Linked DNA regions of Homo sapiens: region 1 is linked to region 2. The links are chromatin loops, found by intact Hi-C in ENCODE. Cell type or tissue: heart left ventricle. All regions are shown on one strand. Each heading gives the region's core, and the rest is flanking DNA. Links, peaks and the distances in the headings are about the cores only. Region 1 overlaps RGS3 (regulator of G protein signaling 3). Region 2 overlaps RGS3 (regulator of G protein signaling 3).

The links. Hi-C counts contacts between places; a loop is a spot of excess contacts. Peaks named below come from ENCODE experiments on the same cell type or tissue, not always from the same donor. Only the 100,000 strongest peaks of a DNase experiment are listed, where the experiment ranks them.
Region 1: it touches region 2 in a loop (4-fold over the local background); 6 of 110 quality-filtered maps call a loop at or near these places.

What each region holds. Positions count from the first base shown.
Region 1 is chr9:113,479,325-113,489,386 of GRCh38, reverse strand. It overlaps RGS3 (regulator of G protein signaling 3), which reads right to left. Exons shown (of 23, transcript NM_001394167.1): 2 at 9,846-9,896; 3 at 6,270-6,328; 4 at 5,155-5,249; 5 at 3,694-3,762. Among named protein-coding and RNA genes, the nearest start is that of RGS3, 21 kb to the right of the region's middle. In heart left ventricle, for the core only: no CTCF peak of the experiment used is centred there; a DNase peak (open chromatin) is centred at 4,946; H3K27ac peaks cover 3,716 bases.
Region 2 is chr9:113,526,535-113,536,596 of GRCh38, reverse strand. It overlaps RGS3 (regulator of G protein signaling 3), which reads right to left. Exons shown (of 23, transcript NM_001394167.1): 16 at 7,333-7,376. Among named protein-coding and RNA genes, the nearest start is that of RGS3, 68 kb to the right of the region's middle. RefSeq lists an enhancer at 1-577. In heart left ventricle, for the core only: no CTCF peak of the experiment used is centred there; a DNase peak (open chromatin) is centred at 8,315; H3K27ac peaks cover 1,675 bases.

The DNA.
Region 1 (10,062 bases), core at 991-8,990, 47 kb after region 2:
GGCGTCAGCTTGCCTGCATTTACATCTTGTTTTCACGGCACCCTATCTGTGTTACCTTAGGCAAGTTATGTAACGCCTCTGTGCCTGTTTCCTCACCTATAAAAGAGCAAAAATAATAATACCTACCTCTTATGTTGTTGTGAGGGTTAAATTGGAGAACGAGTGCCATGTGCTTAATGTCCACACACAGTAAGTGCTTGGTAAATATGAGCTGTTACATAACCTCAAGCAAGTGCCTCGGCTTTCATAAGCCTCAGTTTCCTCTTCTCTGAAGAGAGGGGCAATAATAAGTCCTACCTCTTAGGATCATGATGAGGATAAAATGAGATAATGTATGTAAAGTGCTTGGCACAGAGAAGAATTCCATAAATGTTTGTTTCCTTCCTTCCACAATTGTCTTTCATGTTGATAAGTTGAATGTCCATCCTTCAGAGAGGCACAATTTGATTTGAGAGCATTCAGCAGAGCCGAAGTTTCCTGCAATCACTCTGTCTGCCTCCTCCAGCTCAGAGGCCTTCTCGCTCCGAAATGGATCGATAAAGGAGAGAGGAAAAGGAGAGCGCAAGGAGGCCAGGCCGGCCTGCGTGCTGCTCACAGCTTCACAGGGCCCTCTGCTCCCAAGGCCCTGATCCTCCTGAGCTTCGGGCTGGGACTGTGACCGTGAGTTTGGCTGTAGTTTGTTTAATAAGGCATCTCACTTTCCCAAAATAGGCAACACGTGGAGACACTGCCCCATGACGCTGACTCACTTTCCCTGGCCTCATTTTCTTTTCCAAAAGCCATGAAGGGCATGACCGGCTCCTTCTCCAGCAGTTTGGTGTCTGCCTCCACCCAAAGGGCTTTCTGGGCGTCCATATGCCTCTCTGACACTCTGCTGTCTCCTTCAGGACCTTCCCTTCATTGGCCTGTCCCTTCAAAGACAGGGAGCGGACCCTTGGTCCTTAGCATTCGATGACCTTCCTTGACAATCTCACTTGCTCAGAATTTCACCCACTGCCTTCCTGCTCATGGCTCCCATATCTCTGTCTTCCAAGTTCCAGGTAGGCAAAGGTGAGCCCTACTTCACAGCTCTGACCTGGCTCCCCTCCAAGCACCTGCATCTCACCGTATCCCAAGCTGACTCACCTCCACCTCCAGTAACTCTGTCTTAGGTGGAGACACCACCAGCCGCCCAGGAGTTACCCTTGACTTCTCACACTGCTCTCACAGCCAAATCACCACTAAGCACTACTGATTTAATCTCCTAAATATGGCCTGAGTCTGTTTTCCCCTCCCTAGCCCCAAAGCCTCTCTCTCACCTCAACCTTCCAAAGACCTACCAAAGTGATAGATCTAGAATGTGCATCCATCATTCCCTGGCTTGACACACTTCAGTATCTCCCAATGGCCAGACATTCCCAAACACCAAAGTGACTGCAGGAGGTTCACCCTGCAAACATGTTTAAATGCAGATTTCTCAGCCCTGCCCATGAAGAGTTGGATGTAATTAATCTGACGCGGCACCTAAGAATCTAGGTTCCTGACAAGCATCCCAAGGAATTCTGATGTATATCCAGGATCGAGAACCACCGGCCCTTAGGAGAAACCCCATACTCCAAAGAGAATCTACAGAATCATCTGACTTGGCTTATACCAACCTCTTCAGCTAATCTTTAGCCAGTCCCTACTTTGTACTTAACCTTCCAGCAACGTCAATGAGTTTGCAGATCCCTCCTCACTCCACTCTTGCCCTGCCCTTCCCTCTCTACTTTACTGGCTCTTTCTTCTGTCCTTTCACCTGTCCACCCATGAGTCAGTACAGTGTTGAGAGGAAAGACCCTGGGGTCCAACCACCTGGATTCCATCCCGGCTCTATTGTTAACTGGCTGTATGACCTTAGGCAAATTCCTAACCTCTCTAAACTTTAGTTTCCTCTTCTGAAAACTTAGGACAAAACCACACTCTTCTTAGAGCTGTTGTAAGAATTAAATGAGACAGGCCGGGCGCGGTGGCTCACGCCTGTAATCCCAGCACTTTGGGAGGCCGAGGCGGGTGGATCATGAGGTCAGGAGATCGAGACCATCCTGGCTAACAAGGTGAAACCCCGTCTCTACTAAAAATACAAAAAATTAGCCGGGCGCGGTGGCGGGCGCCTGTAGTCCCAGCTACTCGGGAGGCTGAGGCAGGAGAATGGCGTGAACCCGGGAAGCGGAGCTTGCAGTGAGCCGAGATTGCGCCACTGCAGTCCGCAGTCCGGCCTGGGCGACAGAGCGAGACTCCGTCTCAAAAAAAAAAAAAAAAAAAAAAGAATTAAATGAGACAATGCACTGTTAACCCCTGGCTCCAGGTCAGCACCCAGTCAGCAATTGCTATTGTTATTAACATGACGTCCCCCTCCTCACTCTCAGCTCCAAGTCTCTATCGGTGATCCGATAGGAAAGTCTTTGACCCTATGCATGCATCCCCAGCATGTTGTTGCCACAGTGATACCCAGGAAATGGCAGCTGGATGAATGAATGAATGAGGTTTATTGTACTATACTACCCTAGGATGAAAAGTGGATACTTTATTAAAAGAGAAATCCTTCGTTTTGTATGTTAAATACACCCCGATTTTAAAAAACATATTAGCTAATAACATTTAGAGTACTAAAGAGCATTGAACCCAAAAATGTTTTCCAGGTCTCAGCTGGTGACTTGAGCTGATTTTCATTCACGGAAGCCCCTTTTCAGTCACCATTCAGTGATGTGATTGCTCCGCAAATGATACTGACCATGGGGTATCCCAGATTCCTTAGGCTGCACCAGCCAAATGAGCCACTGCCGCTAACAGTGGGCCATGGCAGTGCATTGCTGTCACTCAACAGCCAATTCTCATGCTCACCTGCCCGGCACTCCTCCCCTGCTCCGCTCTAACTGCCGTCACTAATGGCCACTTCAGCCCTCCTGTGTCCTGCACTGCCTGCAAGATCAGCCTGTTTGGATTCTCCTACACAAAACTTCTATACTCCCTTACCTGGCCTCATCATGGCAGCCTTAGCTTACAGTGAGTATTTCTGCCTCCTTGCCTTTGCTCATGCTTTGCCCTGCCTGGAATGCCATTTCCAACCTTCTTCTTTAGTTGTCTTATTCTTCATCTGTGCCCAAGTTCAAAATTCCACTTTTTCCATGAAGCCTTCCTTGATCATCTCAGACCACAGTGAACTCTCCCTCTTCCCATACTGATGGCCTTTATTACTCATGTCATTCTTTTCTTCATGCAGCCAATATCTAATAAACATCTATATGCCAGGCACTAGGTACTGTGATGACTAAAAAAGAAATAGTCCTGTTTTTCAAGGTGCTTAGAGTCCTGTAGAACTGAGCACGTACATGTTGTTATTGTAATTTCTCTCCATGCAGTGCCTGGTGTCCCCACGTGAACAGTGGACACCTTGAGAATAAATTTCCATGTGTAGGCTGGTCGGCTTCCCCAGTGACCAGCACAGTGCCTTGTTTGATACCGAGTGCTCAGCAAATGCTCATTGATAACACAGTCCTTGGTAACACCTGGAATGATGGAGACTCAAGGAGGGGCAGCCTCTGCAATTTAGTATTGCCACTATCACTCATTTATCCAGAAAGCACTAATCGAACCCCTGGTGTATGCTGGCCACCTGGCTGTCACCCACTAGCCCAGAGCAGAGTCCCCCTCCAGCTCAGCAGCTCTCCTCACCTGGACTGGCTGGCCCTGTTCCACACAGTAACCAAGAGACGCTTCTGATCATCCTCCTCTTGGACAGGACTGCGAAATCAATCAGACCATCGGAGTGTTAGTAAGGGCTGAGCTCCAGGCCATAGCTGACTCATAGAGTCAGTCATAATTCCAAAAATGTGGAAGTAACGTCAACAGCTGGTTAAATAAACTATATTACAAATAAAGTAAGAGATGACTACCTCCATGCATAAAACAGTTTATATTATGTTGTTAAGGACAAAAAGGAGGTTACAACATGCTATTATAAAATAATTCCATTTTCGGGCCGGGCACAGTGGCTCATGCCTGTAATCCCAGCACTTTGGGAGACAGAGGTGGGCGGATCATGAGGTCAGGAGATCGAGACCATCCTGGCTAACACGGTGAAACCCCGTCTCTACTAAAAATACAAAAAAAATTAGCCAGGCATGGCGGCAGGCGCCTGTAGTCCCAGCTACTCCAGAGGCTGAGGCAGGAGAATGGCGTGAACCCAGGAGGCGGAGCTTACAGTGAGCCGAGATTGTGCCACTGCACTCCAGCCTGGGTGACAGAGCAAGACTCCATCTCAAAAAAAAAAATTCCATTTTTGTAAACATACACACACAGACATATACACACACACATGCAAACATACACACCCACACGCAAACATACACATTAAAAGGTCTGAAAAGGTCTGAAAAGGACCTTAAAAGGTCTGAAAAGAAATACAGTAGGGCGTATCTGTGAGTAGGAGGGCTATAGGTGTTTTCTATTTTCTTCTTTTTACTCATCTATATTTTCTATTTTCCTATCATAACCAAAACTACTTTATGTAGTAAGAGAAAAACCAAAATATTAATTTTCACTAATAGGAAAATACAAAATGTACATTACCTTCCCATTGGCCCCAGAGTTCAGAGATTGGGGAAAGAAATAATAACAATAATAGCTGGTACCCTGTGTTATGTTATACTGTCCCATTTATACCCCACAGCTCTCTGAGGTTGCTACTATTATTAGCCCCATTTTACAAATAAGGAAGCCAAGGCTCAGAGAGGTTAGAAAGTTGAAGTAAAAAGGGGGGCAGGGAGGCAAAACATCCTTCAGCTTGGAAAATTCCTTCGGCTAAAGGAGAAAGCTTGGCCCAAGGCACAGTGGGAAATTGCCTACACTTTTTATGGGCTGCCAGCCCCAGGCTGGGCATTTTAGTTATGAGAGCTAGCCAAGTGATACCTTATCACTGTGGACCTCGCTGCTGGGCCTGGTGCCAGGGATGCAAGGACACAAGTGAGTGAGAAAACAAAGACATCCTTTAGAAGGCACTGGTTTTTTTTGTTTTGGTTTTTTTTTTTTTTTTTTTTTTGCATAGATCTAGTTCTAGATTTGGCAAACAGAGCTGTTTCCAGATAAACACTCCTTCCCTCTCCTTTCTAGGGCCCAGCTGCACCAGACTCTTACAAGAAGAAGTGCTCGTGGAAAGCCGGGTCTCTGCAGTCTGGAACGGTCTGCGTCTTCTGGTGGCGTAGTCTACTATCTTCAGGGATCAAAGAAATCTTGAATTGGAAAAAAGGAAGCATGATTAGCGGATCTCATGGCCCACCTAAGCCCAGCAGCTGACTCTGCACATCTCCAAGTTAAAGGCTTCCCAGGGTCCTTCAAGTCAGCCTCTGCAGAGGACAGAATAGAGTCCCCTGTCAGATGCTGCAAGGGAACAAGGAGCCCAGGGCAAGAGACATTGGAGGCAGATGCCAGGACAGGGCCTCATGGTGGGTGGTACCAAAAAGGCAGCCACGGCCCAGCCAGAGCTGGGGTACAACTTTATCATCTCTGCTCTTCCCCCAAGCAGAGTGGTTTCCCCAGAAGCGAAAGGACTCCTCTCTTCTAAGGTCCCAGCAGCTGCTGAGTGCTCCCTTCACGAAGGCTCCAGGTCAGCCTCTGCCAAGGCCCCAAATCCATGTTCTCAACCCAGGGCTGTTCTAGCCCTGCTCCTGATAAATTCCTTGCCAGCAGGGGCTTCTGATCAGCCTGAAGGCTTCAGGAAGAATGCTGAGGGCCAGCACCTGGAACCCCAGCTGCCACACTTTAGGAAGCTCCTGGCCTTTGGCTCTCACTGAAAGTAGAGCCCCACCCCTATAAGGACCCTGTCTTTACAGCAAAAGCCCAACCCAGAAGGATCTTCCAGCCCTCAGAGACACTCCCTCCACTCTACTGCCCAAATCTGGCCATCCTGCCCCTAGTTTGGGGGGAAAGTGGGTGAAAACGGTGCTTTTCACAAGAGGTCTTGGGATTACCTGTGGATTTCAGCCATCCACATACTCACTGCCCACCTATATAGATGACCAAGATCGCCCTTAAGATTTTGGCTGTTGCAGGAAGCCCCAGGGACCCAGCCGAGCTAAGGGAATGGGTTTGTCCCAGCACTGGGCCCAATAAATGCCTATTGAGAAGATGAGTGAGATGGCAACTGCCTCCTCAAAGGTCACCAGCCCCACAGGTGTGCTGGGACCTTGGGACTGAGCCCAGTAACATGGCCCCTCAATATCCCACTCTCCATCTCCGGCCCCACCACATACCTTCACATACGGATCACAGGTGCCAGGCTGTTTGCTGATCAGGCCTTTACCTTCTATAACTAAAAGAGAATTCAGACATTGGGGTGGATGAATGGAAACATACACACACACACAGCGAGAAAGAGAGACACACATAGACATATCCATCCACACGAATAAAGAGACCTGAAAAGAAAAGCGTATCTGTGAGTAGCAGGGCTATGGCCCCTGCTACTAGGCCCTTAATCTGCATAACCACCATTGGCTATGAACCTGCTCTGGTCTAGGCCATTCCCACCATCTTCCACTCTCTGGCAGCACCCTCACCAATGCATTACGAGGTACATTCAATTCCCTGAATCTTACAGCTGGAAGAGAACTACAGTTTATAGAATCTAACCCTTCATGTAATGGGGAAAATGAGGCTTCGAGGGGAACCCAAGATAGTAAGAAACTTGCCCACAATCACAGAACAATGGGAATGACCGCTGGATTTGGAACCCATGTCTCTTGACTCCCGGCTCAGTGCTCTACCACACAAGACTGCCTTCTAGGAATGAAGGGGCCACTCACCATGTGCCATGAGCCATGCCGTGGCACTCACGGTGTGCCGTGAGCCGTGCTGTGGCTGGCGGACAGCACAGCACAGGAGTCACAAGCTGGGGCCTCAGGGGTGGACGGACCCAGGCATGAATCCCAGCTGCACCGCTTACTCACCATATAAGCTAGAGTGAGTTGCTTTGCATGGGACAGAATTTGCCATTTTTAATGGTTTAGTGATAATAACATGCACTTCACATGGTAGTTGTTCCAATTAAATGAGGTAATGTGCCTGAAGTGCTCAGAGGAGTGCCTGGCAAATAAGTAATTGCTCAAAAAATGTTTGCTAAAGAAAAATAATAATAAATAAAGGCAAGGGGAGAGGTGTGGGGTGGGTGCAGGTGTGGTCACAAGAGTAGGCAGCACCATTTGCCTGAGGTCTATAGAAAGAAGACAATAGACCTGATAGAACCTGAGCCTCAGTTCTATTTTCTTTTACGTCTGGATTTTTTTGTTTGTTTGTTTCTTGTTTTTTTTGTTTTTTTTTTTTTTGAGATGGAGTTTCGCACTTGTTGCCTAGGCTGGAGTGCAATGGCACGATCTCGGCTCACTGCAACCTCCACCTCCCGGGTTCAAGTGATTCTCCTGCCTCAGCCTGCCAAGTAGCGGGGATTACAGGCTTGTGCCACCACACCCGGCTAATTTTGTATTTTTCGTGGAGAGAAGGTTTCTCCATGTTAGTCAGGCTGGTCTCGAACTCCCGACCTCAGGTGATTGGCCCGCCTCAGCCTCCCAAAGTGCTGGGATTACAGGCGTGAGCCAATGCACCCAGCCTTACGTCTGGTTTTCATTGAGCCCTAGGGTTTGGCTCAGACAGTGCTCCCAGTAGTCTGAGGTGCAAGGCCTGGGAAACCAATGGAAGGAGTGGGGACCGGTGGGAAGGGATGAAGGGCCTGAGACTGGGGTGAAGCCAAAGCAAACTGTGCAGGACAAATGGAGTGGTGGAGGCCAAGATGCATTTTGCAAAAACTGTTTGCACAGCTGGAGTCAGGCCCTGGCAGGCAGAGAACACCCCTCTGCTGCTCCTTGGGAACTTCACGTTGGGCCCCCCATGGCCATGACCAGAGGACCCAGGCGCCTACTAGTCTACTCTGCCCAGTATCCTGGTTACTGTTCCTGTGTGCATCATTTCCCTCGAGGGCGTGGTTCTTGAGGGCAGGACCCAGGTCTGGTGACCTCCTGGGTCTCTCTGGCCAGCAGTGACAATGAACCACACCCAGTCCCTGTCCTCATTGCATTCTCAGTCTGGCAGAGAGGCCAGACACAGGTGGCACAGTATAGTCAGGGCTGTGACAAAGACACAAAGGAGAAAGCAATAAACCCAGCCCAGACAGGTGGGTCAGGGGGATGATTCCTGGAGGGGGAAATAATAAGGCAAAATGACCCTTCCTTCCTGAGTCTTAATGATGATGAAGGCAGGCATATTTCTTGCAAAATCAGAGCAGGTGGAGAGTTATTTTTCAAAAGGGGTTCAAAACAAAAGAAAGGTTATTCCAGGCACAGTGAACAGCAGGTGCAAAGGCACAGAGGCAGGAGCAAGCAAGATGTATTCAAGGGAGTGCATGTAACTGGATAGAGCTGGAGGTGGAGGGTACCGTCAGCGGCAAGAGCCAGGGAGGCTGGAGAGATAGACAGGGCCTTCTGGGCTAAACAGAAGAGTCCTGGCAGTGGGGGCCATGACAGCAACTCATGTAACTATTCATGTGCCGGATGGAAGGATGGACACATGGACAGACAAACAGGTGGAGTATGAACTCTTCCTGTGCTGTGCTCCAGCCATGCTAGACAGCTCTTCAAATGCATCCTGCTCTCTCTGACCCCCAGGCCTTTGCACTTGCTAGCCCTGTGCATGAAGTGCTAGCCACACCCTCCCTGCTCCTCTTTGCCTGGCTCAGGCCCATTCCTCCTTCAGGATACCGTGTGGGCATCACCCCCTCCGCCAAGTCTTCCCTGGCATCCCATCAACACCATCTAGACAGGGGTGGGTGCTTCTCCTTGGTGTTCCCAGCCCCTAGCACAGAGCTAATGCTCAATCGCTATTTTTGGAATGTATGGTTTTCTTTTTTTTTTTTTTTTTTTTGAGACGGAGTCTCGTACTGTCGCCTGGGCTGGAGTGCAATGGCATGATCTTGGCTCACTGCAACCTCCACCTCCTGGGTTCTAGCAATTCTCCTACCCCAGCCTCCCAAGTAGCTGGGATTATAGGCATCTGCCACCACACCCGGCTAATTTTTTTGTATTTTTGGTAGAGACGGGGTTTCAGTATGTTGGCCAGGCCGGTCTTGAACTCCTGACCGCGTGATCTGCCCGCCTCGGCCTCCCAAAGTGCTGGGTTTACAGGCATGAGTCACCGTGCCCAGCCAGTTTTCTATTTTATCTAACAAAAACTTACACAGGATTGACTACAAGTTCAGCACTGTTCTAAGCACTTTACTAACAGTAACTCACTTAATCTTTGTAGCAACCTGTAAGATACATAGTATTACCACCACTACTTGACAGATGAGAAAACGGAGCTTGTTCAAGGCCACTCAACAAGTATCAGAGCCAGGGTTCAAATTATAGTGGTCTGGCTCCAAAGACTATGATCTTAACCATGATACTATGCTGCCTGTCAACCAATGAATAAATGAATGAGTGAGAAAAATAGAGAAAAGAAGAAAGGATGGAATAAAGAAGGGAGGGAAGATAGGAAAACTCTTCTGTGGCCCTGCTCTGCTGGGGCCAAGAAGGAAGTTGAGGTACCCAGGGGCAGCTGTAGCCTGTCAATGAGAAAGGTCTACCATGTGGACTCCAGACACATCCAAGGCAGGACCAGGGCTGCTCTATAGAAAGAGCCCCAGGTGAATACTGGCTTTTATCAATGGACACATCCTTTATACAAGGATGAGAAAAGAAGCCTTGGCCCATGGTGCCACCATCCCCCAACCCCAGCCCCAGGCAGCAAGCTGAGTGGCCCGCCCCTTCCTTGGTGAGCCTGCACAAAGCCGTACTCACTGTGAAGCAGCAGAACCCGGTCCTGGGCATCAATGGACAGCCTCAGCTGACCTAAGGAAACAGCAACAGAAACAACCTTGCCTCAGCTCCCTGGTGGGTGTGGTGGAAAAAACTAGAGGAAAGGTGACAGAAATGCTCTTTTGTTCATGTGAAGCCATTCAAAGACTCACACAAGTCTCTGGCTGGCAGGGACCTCAGAAGCCACAGGGTTCAGCCC
Region 2 (10,062 bases), core at 855-8,854:
GCTGGCGAGCTGTGGGCCCACAGGTTGGGGGAGGGGAGGAAGGCAGTGGCTCCCAACACAGCAGAGGCCTGTGGAGAGCAGGACAGAGCCGATGAGGTCACCCCCAGGGGCAGGCAGCACAAAGCAGCAGCTGAGGGAGCACGTGGGAAGCCCAGAGGGCCAGGGCCTCAGGCTGATTCTCTGTGGAGCCAGGAACCCTCCCCACCTCCCCTGGCTCACAGAACCCATCTTCCTCACAGCGCTCTTCTCTGATCCCAAGGCCAAGGCTGAACGGGTGGTTGGACGGGCATACCAACAGAACCCAAACAGCAACTCAGGGTCCTTTGGAAAGTCTTTGACGGGCAGAGTCATGTGGCCCTCTGCAGCCCCACTGCCCAGCACATGATCTTGGTCTAATCTGTGACTGTTCAGCTCACTCGAGGGCAGCAACATCCCAGGCACTGCTGACATTTAGGTCCCGCTTCGCTATTCAACCTTGTTAAGTACTACAGTCTCGTCTCCCCAACTAAACTACAAACCCCTCCTAGAAAGGCCTTTTTCATCTAGGCCTCATATAGTGCTTAGCAAGCAATGGCCTTGGTAAGCTCTGGTTGCCAGGAAGGACTTCTGGGATAAGGTCAAATCCAGGTCAGCTTTGGCACAAGCACCAGGGAGCTTCAAGGACCCAGAGAGCCACCCCTAAAGCAGAGTGTGCTAGGGGCGGGGTAGGGATGGTGGTACATGCCCAGGGTTGCCACCCACAACCGGGTACTCTCATCAGGGGAGTACAAGCTCTGTCTGCCTCCACTAGAATTTGATTATAACCCCAAAGGGCTGCGATTAGATGAACTCAGCCAGGGAGCTAAGAGCATCAGCTGATCCCTTGGAACAGAAAAAAAAAAGACAGTGTTTCTATCCAGCCCTTTCTCATTTTGCAGTTGGACAGGCCTGGTTTGAATCCCAGCTGTGCCACTTCCCAGCTGTCAACCTCAGGAAAGTACCAAGCTGCCTGTGAAATGGGGATATAATGGCATCACCTGGCTTTCAGAGCTACTAGGAGGGCAAGCAAGGAGGACAACAATCAGGCCTCAACAAACAGTCACTAGTATTACTATTCAGTAATTCATTTGTTTAATAACTATTTATTGACTGGGCGCAGTGGCTTATGCCTATAATCCCAGCACTTTGGGAGGCCGAGGCGGGTGGATCATGAGGTCAGGTGTTCGAGAACAGCCTGGCCAACATGCTGAAACCCCATCTCTACTAAAAATACAAAAATTAGCCAGCGTGGTGGCATGTGCCTGTAATCCCAGCTGCTCAGGAGGCCGAGGCAGGAGAATCACTTGAACCTGGCAGGCAGAGGTTGCAGTGAGCCAGGATCGCACCACTGTACCCCAGCCTGGGTGACAAAGCCAGACTCAGCCTGGGTGACAAAGCAAGACTCAGCCTCGAAAAAAAAACAAAATAAAATAACTATTTATTGAGCACCTGCTCTGTGTCAGAGACAGTCCTAGGCATTGGAAATAAAGAGGTAAATGAGACAGACTAAGCCCATGCTCTCAGGTTAGGGGCAAAGACAATAATATTTGTTATTTATACAAATAAACAATTAAAGAAATAATATACAGCCCTCCCTATCCATGGTTTCTACAACCATGGAGTCCACCAACAGAGGATGGAAAATATTTGAAAAAATATTTTAGGCTGGTCACAGTGGCTCCCATCTGTAAACCAGCATTTTGGGAGGCCAAGGCAGGAGGATCATTTGCGCCCAGGAGTTCCAGACAAGCCTGGGAAACACAGTGAGACCCAGTCTCTACCAAAAGTTTTAAAAAAAAATTAATTGGGTGTGGTGGTGTGCGCTTGTAGTCCCAGCTACTTGGGAGGATAAGGTGGGAGGATTGCTGAAGCCCAGGAGCTTGAGGCTACAGTAAGCAATGATTGTGCCACTGCACTCCAGCCTGGGCGACAGGGCAGACCTTGTCTCAAAAAAAAAAAAAAAAAAAATTCATCTGTACTACATATGTACAGATTTCTTTTCCTGCCATTATTCCCTAAACAATACAGTTTAACAACTATTTATACAGAACTTACATTGTATTAGATATTATAAGTAATCTAAAGATGATTTAAAGTACATGGAAGGATGTGTATAGGTTATATTAAATACTACCCCATTTTGTGTCAAGGACTTGAGCATCTTTGGACTTTGGTATCTGTGGGGTCCTGGAACAAATCCTTGGTGGATACTGAGGGACAACTGTAATTACAACTTGTGAAAATGTCACCAAGGTCATAAAGGGAGAGGTCATACTTGAGGTGATCAGAAAAGGCCTCTTAGAAAGGGCAACACACAAGCTAAGGCATGAACGGTAAGAAGGGGCCAGCAAAAACAATGTTTGGGAGAAGCTGTTCCAGAAGCAGCGAAAGCAGGCCTTGAGCTGGGGTGGACTATCACATCAGCTGATAATATCTAGGGACTTCTTCTACCCTGCATCCAACCCAACCCTCAGGAATGCCACCCTTCAGAGTGGGGGCACTTCCCATGCTGAGTGCCAGCCATTCCTCTCAGGCCCAAAAGTGCTCAGAAGTTGATCTTCCTAAGAGCATCTGGGGAAAGAGGAAAGAAAGCCCTGCCTGCTGGTTTCAGGGAACTGGGTGGTGCGCTGAGGCACTCCTGGAGCTTCTACTTAACAACAGCTTCCCTCCGCTGCCCAGAGTCCTCTAGCCCATGGCAGGGGAAGGATATGGCCAGCAAAAGACCCCAAGATTTCCCAGGGAGAAGCCGGGTGAGGCAGATGCTGACCAGAAGGCCCTCTGCTCCCTGTCTCCAGTGTTCCCATGTAAAGGTGGGGGGTGAGGCAGGAACTGTGGTCCCTTCCAGCTTGGAAAGGCCATCACTCCATGAAGCTGGCCCTGGCCCTGGCCCGAGCCTCCCAGCCCTGCTTCTACCCAGTTGGGTGGGCTTCAGCAGATTCCTTAATCTCCCTGGGCCTCCATGTCCTCTTTTCTTTCTGTTCTGAAGCAGGAATTCTGCCTTACTAATAATTCCTTTTGTCTGATTATCAATTTTAAAAAGAACTTTCCAGCTGGGCACGGTGGCTCATGCCTGCAATCCCAGCACTCTGAAAGGCTGAGGCAGGCAGATCACCTGAGGTCAGAAGTTTGAGACCATCCTGGCCAAAACGATGAAACCCCGTCTCTACTAAAAACACAAAAATTAGCCAGGCATGGTGGTGTGCACCTGTAATCCCAGCTACTTGGGAGGCTGGGGCAGGAGAATCGCTTGAACCCAGGAGGCGGATGTTGCAGTGAGCTGAGATCGCACCATTGCACTTCAGCCTGCGTAACAGAGTGAGACTCTGTCTCAAAAAAAAAAAAAAACAGAATTTTCCCACCCACGATCTCATGCTGATCTTGGCAATGCAGTGAAGAGGCAGGAAGGGCATGGATTGTTGTCCCCATTTTATGGAAGGGAATGGCCAAGGTTCAGAGCAGCTAAGGACCTCCCTGAGTCTCATCGCCAATGAGGAGCAGAGCTCCAGCTCAAAGCCTTGGAGAACCACATGCTGGGATCTCATCTCCAACACCTGGGGAGGTCTCATCACCTGGTCAGGCTGCCACACCTGTGGCTGGCAGGAATGCTCCCTCTTGCAGACTGGACCAAGAGGCGACCAGAATGCAAAGCCTCCAGGAGAAATTCTGTAGGTAGCTGGGTCTCAGAGCAGCTGCAGAGTTCGCTGGCAGCTTTTTGTATAACTGTCCACTGCTCTAAGCTCCAGGATGGTGTCCCCCTCCCTACAAAAGTATGAAAGAGCTCCCCCCATCCTGGGAGGGCCTCTCACAGTGAGAGAGCCACCTACCCTCAATACTGAGGCAGCCCCCTCAAATCCCATGCCCTGCACAGTGCTAAGCCCCTTACCAGTGATACCTCGACATTTCTTCCAACGACACTGCAAGGTAATAGCCATGATTATGCCTGTTTTGCTGACACCACAAGAACCACCCTCTGCTGCCCTGCCCCATGGGAATCTCCTTTGGAAAGCCATTATTTCTTCACCTGAGATGGTGACCGTATTGCCTGTCTCAACAGCAGAGTGTAGGGCTGGGTCTCTGGCTCTCAGAGCTTGAAGCTGTAATACTAGAGGACCCAGAAGGCTTCCAAGGCAGGGGGCAGAGCTGGCTGGCTTAGATGGGCAAACATTTTCGGGAGACCTAAGCTTTGGTCTCTCTCTCTCTTGGCCAAGCCAAGAGAGAGAGCACTAAGCCAGCTCCCTCCAGGGAGGCTGAATTCCCATCTGCCTAAATCTGTCTAAATTGGGGACACTCATTACCTTCCTGGCTTCCCTCACAGGTAAACCATCTCTTTTAATCCAGGGTGTGATCCAACTCGTCAGTCCCAACACTGATGCCCACTGTGCCCTCAATAGCAGGCTCTGTGGTCAAGGCCATAAGCCACCCTGAAGGCTTCCTCACATAACTCACTCAGACGGTGCCTCCTGACTATGGGGTGGTCAGCCAAGCACAGACCTTTCAGATGCACTGGCCCTGGCCCAGAAGCACTGGGCACAGACCTGTGCATTTAAACATGGGCATCCTGAAATCCAACCAGACACCCAGCTCCTCTTGGCCTCTTTAAAATCCCGCTCTTGCCTTACCTCCTTGCTCCTGAATTAACTGTATCTTTGTAAAAAACAAAACCTCTTCAGCCATAAATTAAGTTGGTTCATTTGCTTTGATAAAAATTCTGTCATTTAATTCAGTTCTCCTAATGACCCTATGACATAGGTAGGAAGGAAAGCAGCTGCTACCATTTTTCAGATGAGAAAACTAAGGCTCAGAGAGGTTATGTCACTGGCCCCAGGAGGTCTCGGGAGAGGAGAGATTCACTGTTTGTCTTCTGCCTCCTCCAGAGTCTGTGATCTTACCATATTTGTATAACTGTATATGCACATTACAAAGAATATGAGCTATTCCTCTTAGCTTTCTTCTTAAAAGACCAATAAATCATTTGTGATTTCTCTAATGGAGAGTAAATGAATATGAAGAGCCCTTCCCCTTGTTTTGAAACTGACAATAACAATAGCTACCATTTATTGAGCGCTCACTGTGTGCCAGGCTCTGTGCTAAGTGCTTTGGATGCAAGTCTTATTGAATCTCATTTAATCATTACCACAACCCTGCAGGGTAGAACCAGCCCCATTTCAGAGATGAGTTTGTAACTGGCCCCAGATCACTCAGAAAATGGCAGAGCCAAGATTCAAATCTAGGTTTTCCTAACTCCAAGACTCTTAAATTAATGGAGCCAACATCAGATTCTAGGTTAGAGAATAGTCCCTGACCAATGTGCCCATGGACCCAACTGACTTCAGAGCCTTCTGTGTTCTGAAGCCAATTGTGGGCTGCATCTGTCCAGTGTATTTGCAGGAACTGAGAAACACACCTGTCCAGGCAATAGAGACCCAGAGCCCAGGACTACTTTCGGATAACACCACCCAGGATCTTGCAGCTAGAGAACAATCAGAGCTGCCATCACCCAGGCAATTGGGCCTTTCTCAATACAGAGTCAAAAAACTTCTCCAAATCCTGACTCTCTTTTTCTTCTCTGGATGCCACCTGCATGTCAGGCAATGAAGAGAAATCACTTGTCAGAAGTTCCAACTAAGATGTGAGTTTCAGGCTCTTGATAGGATCCAAAACCACCCATGTTAAGAGTGGTCCAGGCTACAGAGCAAGAAGGCATCTTGTCTTCCCTGAATTATAGTACTTCTTCTAAATAGCAACCCATTAAGAGAAGAGAGAGGCTTCTAGCTGCCTGTAAGCTCAATCCCACAGCCCCTGGAGATCAGATCACCTGGCACTTTACTGAAACAAAAAGCCGCAAATCAATATCCCTTCACAATCTCTGGAAGCCAGCACGTCACAGATCCCAGGAAACTAATGGAGCAGAAGTCCTTTTCTCTGGGAAAAAACTAACCCAACCTGGAAGGAAGCTCTATTGGCATTAAAGAACCTGGAGCCTCCTTTCAGGAACTGCCCCAGAGAATCAGAACCCAGTGTGGTGAGGCTGGAGGAAGAGCCTAGCCTGGTCATGGCTTCTCCTCTCTGCTTGCTTGGCTCTGTGGAACTAAACACCCTCCAGCACTGAAGTGATTCCATCAGCCACTTCCTGTGCTCCGGGGGAATGTGCCTGACACAGGGGAGGACATCCAATGCCCTCTTGGCCCTCAGGTCTGTATTTCAGGCAGCCCAGTTCCCCAGCTGAGCCCCAGCAATGTCCACTGCCTCTTTGGAACTCTCTGCCCTCCGCTAAAGCTAACTTCTCATCAACTGTCTTCTCCTCCAGGGGGCTGTTCAAAAACTCTCTCTAGGCCTTGCACTTCTTAGCCAGGAACTGAAAGAATGATTTTCAATCACAAACTGTGTACAGTTCCTTCTCAAAGGGGTGTGTTCCTCTTGGCCAGCCAATATAGACCATGTCCCACCTCCCACAAAACAGGTTCCCTGGACTGTTGCATGAGACAAACTTAAGCGAAGGCAGAGGCAGGAATGTGTCTAATGCATCCTTGCTTGAACAGACACCGCCCTGCAGTGAATAGAAAATTCACCGAAAATTGAAAAGTATTTGTATAGCTCAGTGGCTCTCAACTTTTTCATCTTCAAGGATCTCTTGGGTTAAACCCCAGCCTTAATGATATTTTATCTACCAAACCAAATCAAGTAATAAGTTACTTGCCAGATGTTGCTCAGCAAAGGCACAGCACTGCCTATCTAAGCTTCTGATCAGACTGAGATAACCAGGAATCTCAACCACACTGAGTGGGTATCATTCCAGCCTGAAACCCAGACACTGGATGTTTGTTTTAGCCTGTATTATCTGGCCCAGGTAAAGGTACAAATACCTTCAGGCCTTTTGAAACACTGACAAGACCCTGTACAAGGGGTCGTTGGTGGTACTTCCTGGAAAACGTGGAAGCAAGAGGCAGGTACAGGAATCAGGGCGATCTCTAGAGGAAGGGCTATTAACCAGTAAACAGGGTGATGCACAGTTGCCCGGCCACACCCCCACTGAGATTCCTGCAGTTCAGGAGGTCCTGCACAGAAAATCTCAAGGGTCTGTTCTAAGCACTTTCCTGTCCACTGCTCTTTAACACAGAGGTGAGAGAGGCAGGGGCAGGAATGGCTAGTCCCATTCTACCTAGCAAAAAACCGCTACTCTGGCCTTGCCCAGGACTTCGGCATGAGTGGGTATGGAGGCTGGCATCAGAACACTGGTCTAGATCCCAGCCCAGTGTCTCCCCTCAAGCACCAGGTCGAAGATCTCTCTCCTCAAATCCAGAGGAAAGGACTCACCTCTGCTAGATAGAGCACGCAGAATTTCAGGTCTTCTGAAGAACCTTTGAGGGAACAAAAAGTAAGATTTGCATTAGAACTGGATAAAGAGCCTCAGCAGTTTGCTCCAGCACAGTCAGCTGTCTTGCCCAGAAGGCTGTGTGTGGCACCTCCTGGGAAAAGAGAGAGGCAGGCATGGGAGGCAGGGAAGTCTCTGGAGGAAAATTGGCTACGTAACTAACCAGGGTAATGTACAGCTCTAAGGCATTTGCCTGCGGGTCAGCCTGGCCCAAGGAATGCTGAAACCTCATCCCCAGGAGAGGTAGCCAGCAGCACCCTCTGGGCATCAGGTACTGGGGGGAGCCCTCATCCATCCCAGGAGGCCTCCTCCCTTCCATGATTTCTGCAGTGAGAGACCTGGAGGCAGCACACATCTGGATTTTCCTTTAAATGCTCCAACTGCCTTTGCCATTTTGAAATTCAATAGGGAGGCTTGTTTTCCGCCAAGGAATGGTGGGCTGTGCAGGTGGATACCCTGTCATAGACTGGGTGGAGCCCAGAGACAGCTTCCAGGCCCAGGCTTCACCTCTCTGTATGTTTTCCTATAGCCTCCTAACCCCTAGTCCAGGATCCCAGTTGCAACCATTCACTAACTCCCCTCCACCTGGGAGGCATCTGGGAGGGCTGTCAGCAACTGCCTCCTTCAGCAGAGGAGCTAAGGTCCAATGTCAACGCCGAGGGAAGGTGATTGCTCAGAGCGCTTCAGAAGCAGGAGGACCAGGAGATGACACCCAGCTTCTGGGAAAAGCTTCCTGAAGGAGGGCCCTGTTGAGTTTGGACTCAAGGTGGGAAGAAAGGACATTCCAAGAGAAGCACAAATTGTGTTCAAGGAAGAGCAAGTGCAGAGAAGCAGCCTGGTCCCTCCCTCCAGGACACCTGCCCTGCCCACTGCAGCCACTCCTCAGGGCCTGGCAGCACTCCCGCTTAGGTCACTTGTCTGGGCACGGTCCTGGGATGGTTACTCCCTGTGACCGTGCAATGGGTCTCACTAGGCAAACTGTCATTGTTGAGGGAAGCAACCACGCAGCACGTAAAACAGTAAATGCTTAAAGGGCCACAGGACCTTAGCGCACCACAGTGCTCCATGCCAACCACTGTTCCTTATGCTTCCCATGGATATGCTTGACCCTCACAACAACCCCTGGAAGACAGGGCTCTTTTCACCCAAGACTCTTGAGAAAACTGAGGCACAGATGAATTGAGTAACTTGCCCAGGAGTAAGGAAGAGAATCAAGATTTAGACCCAGGTAGCCTGGATCCAGAGCCCACACTCCTACCACTACACAGCCCACCTCTCAAATGCCCACCACATATGCCCTATCCAGCTCCTCTGTCCTCTCAAAGCACCAGGCCAGTGCTGGGCTCAAGGTAGAACCCTTAACACATACTTGAAGTAAAGAAATTGTCAAAGACAGCAAAATTAGTTGCAAAGAGAAGACAGCAAGATAAAAATAGAGACTGTGGGTCAAGTCAATTCCTAAGAAAAGCAGTGAATGAGGGCCCTGGTGTGGGTGAAGGCCAGGCCCCCTCGAAGCAAGGTATATGGGCAGTTCTGAGACAAAGCTATCCCTAGGGCCAAGGGCTGCCAGGCACAGCCAGATTAAAAAATCTCCCTTATGTAAATGAGGGTTCACTTCGGACTTAGGGAGAATAAATCTTTCTACTTCTTCCCACCTAGCGATGGACTGGGGAGGGAGGGAGTCCTGCCTAAGAAGTCCATCATGTTTAAGAAAACTGTAATTTCAAAGCTTCTGCTGGTTCCTTGTGTTGCTGAGGGTGGAGACAAGAGGAGGTGGTTTCTTTTGTTTAAGAGAACACACTGGGACATTTCTTTGGCCTTCCAGAAGCAGATCCTAGTGCCAAGTAAGAGTCAAAAGGATCTATGTAAGAAAATAACAGAAACTTGGGGGTTAGAAGCTGGCGGCAAGAAAAGAGAAGGTTCTAGAAGGGAGAGGAAAGTCCAGGAGATGAGAGCTGCAGGGAAATAGGAGGCTGAGGTTGGGGGAACACTCCCTGAGACATATTTCCTATGGCAGGGAATGGTGGATGGATTGCCTTGACAACTTTTCTGTGCTGTGACACCCTTGCCTCCTTCCCCAACCTCCCTGCATTACTGCAAACTTTCTCTGAAATCTGTTCCACGTCACAGCCTTGTGCTGGCAGTACTTTGAGAGGAGGACGGAATGGGGGCAGCACTCAGCATGGTTCAGAGCCTCATAAAAGAACAACAAACTGAGGAAGCCAAGGGTGCCGGAGAGGAGCTGCAGCTGTAGAAAACAGGCTGCAAGGGGCTGACCCAGGAGAGAAATTCTGCCCCTTCTAGAACATTAGAACTGGGGGCTAGGAGGGAGGAGAAGGGCAGCACGCATCTGGGTTTTCCTTTAAACATTCCAACTGCCTTGGCATTTTGAAATGCAACAAGGAGCCATTGGGTTCCAGAGTGGACCTCGCTTCCCGCAAGGAATACATGGACCATGCAGGAGGGATCCCCAATCACGGGCTGGGTGGGCCCCAGAGATAGCTTCCTGGCCCAGGTCTGACCCCTCCGTCACTTTCCCAGAGCCCTCTCTCACCTGATCTGAGATCCAAAACTCAACCATTAAGCAAACCCCCTTCGCTGTCTGAGGCAAGCAGAAGGGGTATTGTCCCCATTCTCCAGATATAGAGACTGAGGCCCAGGGAGGGAGAACA